Regions from separate parts of the Homo sapiens genome. Here region 1 is linked to region 2. The links are chromatin contacts, found by Hi-C or POLR2A ChIA-PET in ENCODE. All regions are on one chromosome and are shown on one strand. Each heading gives the region's core, a stretch centred on a gene start or an enhancer-like site at or near the end of the contact. The rest is flanking DNA. Distances are from core to core; before and after follow the strand shown. Region 1 overlaps HERC1 (HECT and RLD domain containing E3 ubiquitin protein ligase family member 1). Region 2 has its middle 38 kb from the start of USP3.

Region 1 (5,380 bases), core at 685-3,184, 250 kb before region 2:
TATTGTCACAATTTTATAAAATATACAGATCAATTTTTAAAGTTTGTACTTCCATATTAACTGATGAATTTAGTATTTTACCAACTTTTTTGGCCTGGTTTCCCATTAAGAATACCGTCTTTGGGCCAGGTGCGGTGGCTCACGGCTGTAATCCCAGCACTTTGGGAGGCCGAGGCAGGCGGATCACGAGGTCAGGAGTTCGAGACCAGACTGGCCAACATGGTGAAACCCCATCTCTACTAAAGATACAAAAAATTAGCCGGTGTGGTGGCGCGCATCTGTAATACCAGCTACTCAGGAGGCTGAGGCAGGAGAATCGCTTGAACCTGGGGGTGGAGGTTGCAGTGAGCCGAGATCGTGCCACTGCACTCCAGCCCGGGCGACAGAGTGAGACTCCATCTCCAAAAAAAAAAAAAAAAAAAAACAGAAAAAGGAAAAAAAGAAGAATACTGTCTTCGCTCCAAATTTGTGCAAAAAATTTCTTTTCTAATGTGAAATATCTACCACTGCATCAGAACCTTGTTAACTCCACTGATGGAAAGGCTGGCATCAGATGGGTATTCCTGGTGATGCCATCTCACTCTGGAGGCAATCTTGCCCCATATATTAAAACTAAATTCTGTTTCAGCAAAGACCTTTAGTGACAGTGCTTATTTAATGTGTTTAAGATACAGCAAAGTGTAGATGGTAGGGATTATATGGACTTTGGAAGGGGAAAGGGAATTTTTTGTTGTAACTAATATAACTTAAATTTTGTCCGTTTTTTTTTTCTTTTGAAACCTCACATTTTTCACACCAAGCTTGTGAACGTTTCAGAAATAAGCAGTTATTTTTACCTAACCTTGTGCTTCACAGGCTTTTATGGGCTTCAAAATCAGCTGAAGGGCCTTTAAAACACAGATTGCTGGGTCCCCCACCTAGAGGTTCTGATTCAGAAGGTCTGGGGTGGGCCTGATAATTTGCATTTCTAACAAGTGCCCAGATGATGTGGGTACTGCTGGTCTGGGACCGTACGTTGAAAATAACTGATCCAATTCATTAATAACATTTGAATTGTGATTACATTAAAATTCTGTAAAGGCAGATTAGTATTTCCTAATGTAATTTTTATGAAAATATAGTATTTTAGTATATTTTAAATGTAATTTTAACTAAGTTAACTATGTTGTATATAATGTCTAAAAAATAATTTTTCCCTCTTTCAGTAAGTTTTTGGTCCAAACTTTTTGACTATTTTTATTGTTATTTTCTTTGCTCTTCTCTCCCCATGTGTTAAGACCTTGTTTTTGTGTTGCATGTTACAGAAATCTTTCAGTGTTTCCTCTCAGCCCGTGAAGTAGCTCGTAGCCGAGACCGAGATAGAATGAACAGTGGGGCAGGGTCTGGGGCTCGAGCTGATGATCCACCTCCTCAGTCTCAGCAAGAGCGAAGGGTCAGCACAGACCTTCCTGAGGGTCAGGATGTGTACACTGCTGCATGCAACTCCGTGATCCATCGGTGTGCCCTGTTAATATTAGGAGTAAGTCCTGTGATAGATGAGCTTCAGAAGCGAAGAGAAGAAGGACAGTTGCAGCAACCTTCAACAAGTGCCTCTGAAGGGGGTGGACTTATGACCAGGTGGGACTGACTAGACACTGAAAACATGACCTACTCACTTCCCTTTATTACTTTATGCACTGAAATGGTTTGTTTCCAAAGTTACAGTGTTCTGATGTTAACATAGACATGAAAGAAGAAATGCAAATTGACTAGGATGAACTTAAAGTAAAGTAAATACTGATACTGATTCAGCATGGGCTATAAATTTCTGATTAAATGAGGAGGCACAATTTTTCGTATATATAAACAACAGCAGTGAAAAAGCATGTGAAGTTACTTGCATTGCTCTGTAGTTTAGTGACATGCAAATTATTTTGAGAAGGTCTTTGTGCTCAGACAAGAGTCAGGATTTCCTGTCAACTGACATTACTCCTCCCTGTGTGTGTATATTATCTCTGTGCTCCAATTCCATTCAATTTTATGTTCACTAACAGTCCTAAATCAAAAAACTTTTTTTTTTGTACATGTGAGACAGGAGTGAAAGTCTTACTGCAGAGAGCCGGCTAGTCCACACAAGCCCAAATTATAGACTGATCAAATCGAGGAGTGAATCTGATTTGTCTCAGCCTGAATCAGATGAAGAGGGTTACGCACTGGTAGGTATACCCAGATTCAGTAAAGAAAGATTTTTGTTTTCAAGGTATATGATATGTAAGGCTTTGGTTAGAGTAAGTAATATGTTTGTTTTAGACATATAAAAATTTTTTCAAAAATAACTTTAAGAGAAATAACTATATTGCATATATGTTTACCACATATGTGTTAATGGTTTCAATCTCTTGTTCTGACTTCTTTTTAAACTCTAAATTCATATATCTGACTCTTTGATGGACATTCCACCCGAATGAGTTGGGTTACCCCAATCTTAACCTATCTACAAGTGAACTCGTCTCTCTCCAAACCTGTTTCTCTTTTATTCCCTATTTTAGTAGGTGGTACATTAACTATCCAAGCAAGAAACTTGGGATCATCCTTGACTCTTTTTTCTTATCTCCTGATCCCTTTATTCTCCACCCCTTCCCAATCCAGTTAAGTCTTAAAAATTTTACCGTTAGTGTGTCTCCAATGTCCTCTCCTCTCCCTTTCCTTCTGCCACTGCTCTGTTTTAAACTTTCTCTTTTGAGTGGACGTGTGCAGAAGCCTTCAAACTGGTTGCCTCACCTCTTGCCTTGTGCCCACCTTCCACATTTCACAAGACTAACATATCTAAAGTACAAATCTGTTTATACCTCCTCTACTCAAAATCTTTTAACAGCTCTGTTAACTATCAAAAAAGCCTCAGAACCTGGACTGCAGGCATTTAGGGTAAAGATAAATAAGATGCTAATTTATATAAAAAGGAGGTGAGGTAAAGGTATGCTACAGTGTCACTGGTAAAATATAAAGCGAAAACTATCTAGAAGATTGCTTCTACTTGAGGAACTTTGGACTTGGAGTTAATTGGTAGCTAGGTTTTCAATTTGGCTGTTCCTCTGCCTTGTGTGTGATTCTATATGTGCTATGACCTCCCTGGGCTTTAGTGTCTTACTGTGTGATACGAAGATGGTAGTGCCTGTTGTGTATATGGTGATGTGTCAGACTTGGCTTCTGGTCTCGATTCTACTGTTAAAGAGCGGTGGGATCTTGGTCATATCATGTGACAGCTCATAGAGAAATGCTAGCGTTTGAGATGGACTTATCTATAAGCTCCATGTGTAATTCTGAAATTCCTCTGTTGTATGAACTGAGAGAAGGGATAGGAAAATATTTTTGAAAAAGTATAAAGTGCTACATAAAGAATAAGTTATTGTTTTAAAAAAGCTTCCATAAAGGATTCCTCATCTAAGGAAAGTTGAACAGTGTCTTTACGTTTCATTGTATCATGACATTTTGTTTATACTTCCTCCTTTTCTCCTTCATCTGCATTAATATCTCTGTGCTTCCACTTCATACTCCCAGTCTTATAGTCTAGTGAGATTCCTGTGCTCATTTATTTCTCTGTCAGTTAATTTTTTAAATCTGATCAATCTGACTCATTATCTAGTCTCCTAACTCTGTGATAATTTCCCTTTTTTTTGAGACAGGATATTACCCTGTCACTCAGGCTGGAGTTCAGGCTGCTCAGTGCAGCCTCGAACTCCTGAGCTCAAGCAATCCTCCTGCCTCAGCCTCCCGAGTAGCTGAGATTACAGGCATGTGCCACCATTTCTGGCTAATTTTTTAAATTTTTATGTCTTGCTCTGTTGCCCAGGCTGATCTTAAACTCCTGGCCTCAAGTGATCCTCCTGCTTCAGCCTCCCAAAGTGTTGGGATTACAGGTGTGAGCCACTGCACCCAGCTCCCAACCCTGCAATAATTTTGAAACATAGATCATGTCGTTTCTCTGCTCAGAGTCCTGCAATGACTTCCCTTTTCTCAGACTAGAAGTCTAAGTCCTTACAGGGGTCTATAGGCTCTTCATGGTCTGGTCCCACTACCTCTCTGATCTCTTCTGTTACTCTCCTCAGTGATTCTCCTTCTGTCACACTGGACTCTTAGCTGTTGCGTGAATCTGCAACACAAGTTCCCTTTAGGGCCTTAACTGGCTGTTTCTTAGGACTGGAATGCTATTGCCTGCATGGCTAACTCCCTCTCTTTCTTCAAGTCTTCATTCTGATGTTACTTTTTCCATGAAGCCTGTGCTGACCACCCTATTTAAAATGTCAATTTTCCTTCTTTTCCAAATAGTCACTTCCTGTCCCCCTTGCCTTGCTTTGTTTTTTCTGGGGCACCGATCACTTACTGTATAATTTAGTTATTCATTGATCAGTTAGTCTTAGTCTACATTAGAATATAAGCTCTTTAAGGACAGGAATTTTTTGCTGTTTTATTCACTTCTGTATCCCAAGCACCTATAATAGCACGTGGTAGGTAGTCAGGAAATTATTTTTAAATTTATAAATAACTGTCTAATCTATTTTGGCAAAATTTCCACATGCATTTGGTTTTTTCCTTTCTTTAATTGAAGTGCCCTATTACCTGTTTCTGGAGTAGGTATTTTCAAACTGGTCCCCCTACTTTTTCCAGTTTTGCTCCTTAGACACTTCTTTCCAAATTAGAACTCTTGGAAACACACATAACAACAACAAAACACCTACCTGCTGATTGTGCTACTTTCCTACTCAAACATCTTGTCTTACTGCAGAGAGATGGCTAGTCCACGCAAGTCCAAATTACAGACTGATCAAATCTAGGAGTGACTGCACTGCCTACTCGGAAATCAAAGATTCTGGGAAGTGTCACCTGCCTGCTTTTGGAACCAGTATTCTTCTGCAGTGGTCTGCATTTTTGCCATAGTAGTTCATCTGCCAGACCCCAAGCATACCTCTTGAGCCTTTGCTAAAGCACTATTTGCCTTAAAAGTTCTCCTAGGCTTCCTTGCTGATATCCTGTCTTTCCCTGAAGGACTGTCTAAAATGTTACCTCTTCCAGAAAGCTTTCCCAGCTACCTTACTCTCCCAGTTGTCCCATGACAGTTTGTTAGGATGTCTGATAATTTACCGTTTGTCTTATGTTGGACTTATTTATGTATTATTAGTATGTCTTCCCAGTAAACCCACTAGAAATCTAGGATTTTTTGGTTTTTATTTTTCCTAAATGCCCCTGATATCTCCTACACAGTGCTTTACATATTGTAAATGATTAATAACTCCTTTCAACTGAAATGAAAATATAGAAAGGAGGATGGGTAAAATTAAAGTGGTGTACTTTTGGGAAATCAGCTATGAAATCTGACTCAGAATAGGGTTAAAACTCACCATGG
Region 2 (5,667 bases), core at 836-3,335:
AGTCAACATCATGCAATGCTTTGAATGAATATTTTTTTTTAATGAAACAGAAAAATCTAACACCAAGATGACCAAGAAACTTAACACCTTTCTATATCAGCAAGGATTCATTTTTTCCTTCCTTTTTATTCATTTATCCCTTCAACAAATATTTATGGTGGGCTTACTATGCACCAGATGGTGTTATAGATAACAGGGCTATAATAGTGAATAAACAGCTTACATTCTAAATACTAGAAAACCCAGCTAAGGTCATTTCAACAAGAAAAAGGCTAGCATTAGAGTAGCTTCAAGGTTGGTTAATTTAGTGACTCAAAGGTGTCATGGCTAAGGTTTGGGTTCTCTGAGACTCTTTTAGTCTTCTCCTTTGGTCAACAAGGTGTTTGCTTTAGTTTTAAGCAAGACATCCTCAAAGGAAACACAGGGGATGTTCCTGTCATTGTCCCTTTATATGAGCAAAGAAAGTCTTGCTAGAATCCTCCAGGCTGACTTCCCTTCCACCTCATTGCCAGAACTATATCATCAGCCCATGCCTAAATCCATACTTGGCAAGAGGATTGAGCCACTATGCCTGGCTTAGGCACTCTGGACTCACACCCCTACCCCACTCCAGACTACCTCTGAGCTCAACCTTCCCCAAAGCATTTGGTCATCAGAAGAGTAGGCAAGTGAACAAAATTGCAACTTTTTTTTTTTTGAGACGGAGTCTCACTCTGTCGCCCAGGCTGGAGTGCAGCGGCGTGATCTCGGCTCACTGCAAGCTCCGCCTCCCGGGTTCATGCCATTCTCCTGCCTCAGCTTCCTGAGTAGTTGGGACTACAGGTGCCCGCCACCACGCCCAGCTAATTTTTTGTATTTTTAGTAGAGATGGGGTTTCATCGTGTTAGCCAGGATGGTCTCAATCTCCTGACCTGGTGATCCTCCCGCCTCAGCCTCCCAAAGTGCAGGGATTACAGGTGTGAGCCACCGTGCAACTTTCTTTTAAGAAGGAAATAGGGGAAAGGTTGTTAAATAGGCTACTGACAAAATTTTTCAAATCTCCCCTCTCCTAGTTTACCAAATATTTAGACTCTGTGGCTTCTTAGAAACTCTTGTTTATACAAATAAAATTTGCCTCACTGCTATTCCTTGTATTAATTTCTGCTTCTTTTTACTTACCGTTAAGTCACATAATGTCTTTCTTTATATATTCCTATATCTTGTCCCATTCCAAAATAAGGTCGCTTTTCCATGAGTATACAGAATCTTAGCCAGGGGAGGTTTAAAAAATATCTAATAACTAGTACTAAGATGTTCATTGACCACTGCTTCATGTGGGATCCTGGAGGCTGCTGGGCCAGGCATTTACTATTTAGTTGCTAGATCAGGGGGAGTTCAGGAGGATCCCAGTAGAGGGGCAAGGGAGGCTTGGAGGACACTCTGGCTCTACTATTTACCAGTTGGTATGAAAATACTTATTTTAACAACTAGTATAACAGTCCCCACGTGACAGGCTGGACGTCGGTGCTAATCTGCATGACAGCCATTTCCAGTGTGAGTATAATGACCACGGCACAATTTTCCCCACGGTCGGGCATCTGGGCTGCCTCTGGTTTTAACTGCAGTATCAAGCTCAGTTCTACACAACTCTATATGTGCTTTTGTTTCATTTTTATATTTTATAAACTTATTTATAAATATGTATTTCATATTTTGTTTCCTTGGAACATATTTCCCAAAGTGGTATTCCAAGGTCAAAGGGTTTGATCAATTTTATAATTTGACATGGTGATTTTTAAAAGCATTTAACCATGGGTTCAGAAACATCCTTGCCCATTTTTTCACAGACTCCTGTTGCTGGAGAGCTGGCAGGCAGTACGGTATGGTGGAAGGAGGGTGGGTGCTGGGTAAGGAGAGCGGGGCTCGGGTCTGGGCAGTGTTTCTCTACTAGGAGTGGGGGACTTGGCAGTGTCTTAGCCTCTGTGAAGCTTGGTTTCCCCAGCTGTGAAATGTGAAACGTGGGAGGTGCCATCTCTCCCAGCATCAGGCACAGCAGGCATCAGTTGCCTACATCTGTTCCTGATCTTGGCCTGAGGCCCTGGCCATCCTTGTCACACCCTCACCCTGGCCCACCTTTGTGGAGGGTAGGCTGAGTAACTTGACTTGAACAATTAACTGTCAAAGTGTCAAGGAAGGTGTGGGTTCTGCACCATAAGGAGGTGTGTAGACTGCCATCTTCTGGTGCAAAATGTTAGTGTCCAGATGATTTAGGGATCAAGCTACTCTCCCTTGTGTCCCCATGAAGATCTGTCCCCCCCGGGGGAAGCTGCAAGAGAAGGGGCGGGGGGGTTCTCCCAACACAGGCTGGCCCTAGAGTCTGGTACTTTAAGGTGATGTCCTCCTTCTGCCAGTGACACTGAGAGAGAGGAAGATGCTGGGTTTTGAAAGCCTGCTTGTAAATGAAGGTGCTTTTTGAGACTGTGGAGGTGATGGCAAGAAGGATCTTTGTGAAAACAGGAGGTCTATATCAGCAATTTACTAAACCGGTTCAGAGAGGCTGACAGCAGTGGTCAATCAGTCCACAAATATTTACAGAGCGCCTACCATGTGGCAGACACATGCTCTGGCAAACGCTGTTGAAAGAGACAGGCAGGGTTCCTGCTCTCATTGTCTAGTGGGAAACATTGGTGATAAGGTTAATTCTTTTTCAACTGATATGCTTTCTTTTATTTAGTTGGAGATAAACAGAAAATTAAAAGTAATTTAAACCATACTATTTTGCCTCTCAAACACTACAGCCAATTTTATTTCAATACCTTCCAGCCCTTTCAGATGCGTATGCACACTTTTAGCAGAGCTATAATCATAATGCCTATGTGATCCTGAAGTTTGTTGTATTTGACTGATAATAAACATCTCTACACTGCTATCAATCTGCACAGTTATCCTTATTGCTGTATAAGAGGCAAATGTGTGGCTGTATCAAAATCTATATAGCAATTCCCTCAAGTTTAGTATTTTTTTTTTTTTGCTACAATAGATATTGTTGATGTTGACTTCTTTATGGAGGCTTTTTTTTTTTTTTGAGATGGAGTCTCGCTCTGTCGCCCAGGCTGGAGTACGTTGGTGTGATCTCGGCTCACGGCAACCTCCAACTCCCGTGTTCAAGCTATTCTCCTGCATCAGCCTCCTGAGTAGCTGGGACTACAGGAGCCCGCCATCACCCCTGGCTAATTTTTGTATTTTTAGTAGAGACGGGGTTTCACCATGTTGGCCAGGCTGGTCTCGAACTCCTGACCTCAGGTGATCTTCCTGCTTTGGCTTCACAAAGTGCTGGGATTACAGGCGTGAGCCACTGTGCTGGCCTCTTTATGCAGATTTTTATTGCATTACTTCTGAATAATCATGGATATAGTTCTTCCTATGTGTTTCCATATTAGTTCCCAAAGGAACTATTACTAATTTCGAATGCCACCAATATTGTATCAGTAAATCAATTTTGCTGCAACATCAGGTACATTGAATATTGTTGCTTCAAGGCATTTTTGAAAAGATTTTTAAATAGAGTCCCAAATTTGCTTTCTGCAGCATATCTTTGGATGCCAGTAGGCAGGTTTTTTTTTTTGCACATGTGCTATTTATAATTGCTCTTGTGTAAATGTCTGTTTATATTGTGGTTAAAAATTTGAATGAGTCCCTTGTTTGATGGCTTTTCTTAAAAGAGAGAAAAGCAATAGAAGATTGCATTACTGTAGCCCAGAGGGTCAGAATGGCACATAGGGTGTTACTCATTGGGTTAATAACTGTCTGGAATCTTCCCAAGAAAGCTCAGCTGTTCCAGGATCTAGAGTGCAAGTCTCTTCTGCTGCCCAGAACTGCTAAGCAAGAAAAGTGATTCTATAACACCCTTGGTGTGCTTGATTCAATCATGGAAATGACATTATTTCTCACTGTTTATGAAAAAGAGTTGGACACCAGTCTAGGTTACAATAATGCAAATGAAAGGTATGCGATTGGAGCGTTGTTTCCTAGTGACTTGGAAAAATGCATGGCATCCTTGAGTGTCTCAGTTGGAGAAGGCCTCTTCAGATATGGCCCAAACCAGAGAAGTGAAGTGACTTGCAGAAGCTCACACAGCAAGCCAGAGAAGGACTAAACCCCTAGCTGGCATCTATTTTAAATGAACCTGTGATTCTCTCCTTCCGGGCTTCCTCTCCTCTCCATTCCTTCTTCTTCCACCCATGGCCTGCCTCCTCCCAGCCTGCATAATTACCAAAGCATGCTCTGGGAGTGCCTTCTGCCTTGGGAGTAGGTTTCCTTTTCCTACATACCCTCCAACAAGACCCCTGGGCCTTTCTCTCTGGGAATTCAAAGTACTGTGCCACGCAGTGTTTTGTGCAGTAGCTAAAATATTTTGCCAGCACACAAGATCTTCTCCTCAAAGAGGACTGCGGATGTTAGAAGCTGCGCCTGTGTGAGGGTGGGAGATCTTGACTTTGTCAGGAAGCCTTTTGGTTTAAAATCTCGCTGGGCATGGTGGCTCACACCTGTAATCCCAGCACTTTCTGAGGCCAAGGCAGGTAGATCACCTGAGGTGAGGAGTTCGAGACCAGCCTAACCAGCATGGTGAAACCCTGTCTCTACTAAAATTACAAAATTAGCCAGGCATGGTGGCGCGTGCCTGTAATCCCAGCTACTTGGGAGGCTGAGGCAGGAGAATCACTTGAACCTGGGAGGGAGAGGTTGCAGTGAGCTGAGATCATGCCATTGCACTCCAGCCTGGGCAACAAGAGCTAAACTCCATCTAAAAAAACAAAAACAAAAAAACCCACCTCACTACTATTTTCTGGGAAGATTAGATGGAGAAAAGAACATTTGATTAACACTTACCATGTAGTAGGCACTACCTCCCTTAATTTCCTAAAAACACCTATGAAGTCAGAGATGTAGAAGTGGAGGTTCAGAGAGGTTAGGGAACTTGATCGGCTCCCACAGCTATGAACCATTTGCTAATCCACTGGTTCTGGAAAGGCTGATCAGAATCACCTGGGGCAGGGAGAGTTTCCAACTGGCGCTCACATATGTTTCCCAGTGAGAACAGCTGCACCCTATGGTGCTCAAGGTAGGAGTCGTGTGCCAGGACACCACCCCACAGACGTCCTGGTCTGGACAAGTGTCAACAAACTGATGAGGTATAGCAGGAGCTAGAAATCCATATAGAGGGTTTGTGATAAAGCCAAAGAAAAGAGCATCTGGAAAAGTTCCTTCGGGAAGAAAAAATAGAAGAATCCTAAAGACTGGGGCAAGGGGAGCATAACTCAAGGCCAGAAAAGGGAGAGGCTTTGTGGGTGGGAGGGTGCAAGGGGGCAGGGCCCAGGACAGGCTGACCTACTCCCAGGAAGGATGCTGGGGGTGGGAGGATGTGGCAGGGCTTGGGACAGGGAGGGGGCACCTGGGCAGAATCTCTGTCCACCACACTTGGAACAGGCAGGCAGCAGCTGTGCTAGGCAGAGCACTTGACCAGGAGATTTAAGACGCAGTTCTGGCTGTGTAGCCTCAGACAAGTCACATCAACTGTCTGTGACTTGGTTGCTTTCTCATTAAAAATAGGCATAAAAATAATCTTCTCTGCCTGCCTCTCAGTGGGATTACGGGAACTGACTGAGTTAACTCATATAAAAGTGATAA

Evidence for each region. A loop is a pair of places that touch in the nucleus more often than their neighbours do. ChIA-PET counts read pairs that join two places held with the same protein, here RNA polymerase II (POLR2A). Pooled maps may share reads with other maps.
Region 1: a loop to region 2 is called in a pooled map, with 2.4 times the contacts of the local background. The contact joins two enhancer-like sites. A Hi-C loop is called at or near these places in 3 of 37 single-sample maps with no recorded cell type and 7 of 50 pooled maps. POLR2A ChIA-PET finds 5 or more read pairs at or near these places in 2 of 52 experiments (PC-9 and T-cell).

What each region holds. Positions count from the first base shown.
Region 1 is chr15:63,709,590-63,714,969 of GRCh38, reverse strand. HERC1 (HECT and RLD domain containing E3 ubiquitin protein ligase family member 1) reads left to right here. Exons shown (of 78, transcript NM_003922.4): 23 at 1,305-1,617; 24 at 2,075-2,195. Among named protein-coding and RNA genes, the nearest start is that of USP3-AS1, 110 kb to the right of the region's middle. RefSeq lists enhancers at 1-216, 217-718. Within about 2 kb of position 1,934, at least 3 of the 41 ENCODE cell types and tissues checked have a DNase peak (open chromatin) inside an H3K27ac peak, as active enhancers do.
Region 2 is chr15:63,463,414-63,469,080 of GRCh38, reverse strand. No RefSeq gene overlaps it. Among named protein-coding and RNA genes, the nearest start is that of USP3, 38 kb to the left of the region's middle. Within about 2 kb of position 2,085, at least 3 of the 41 ENCODE cell types and tissues checked have a DNase peak (open chromatin) inside an H3K27ac peak, as active enhancers do.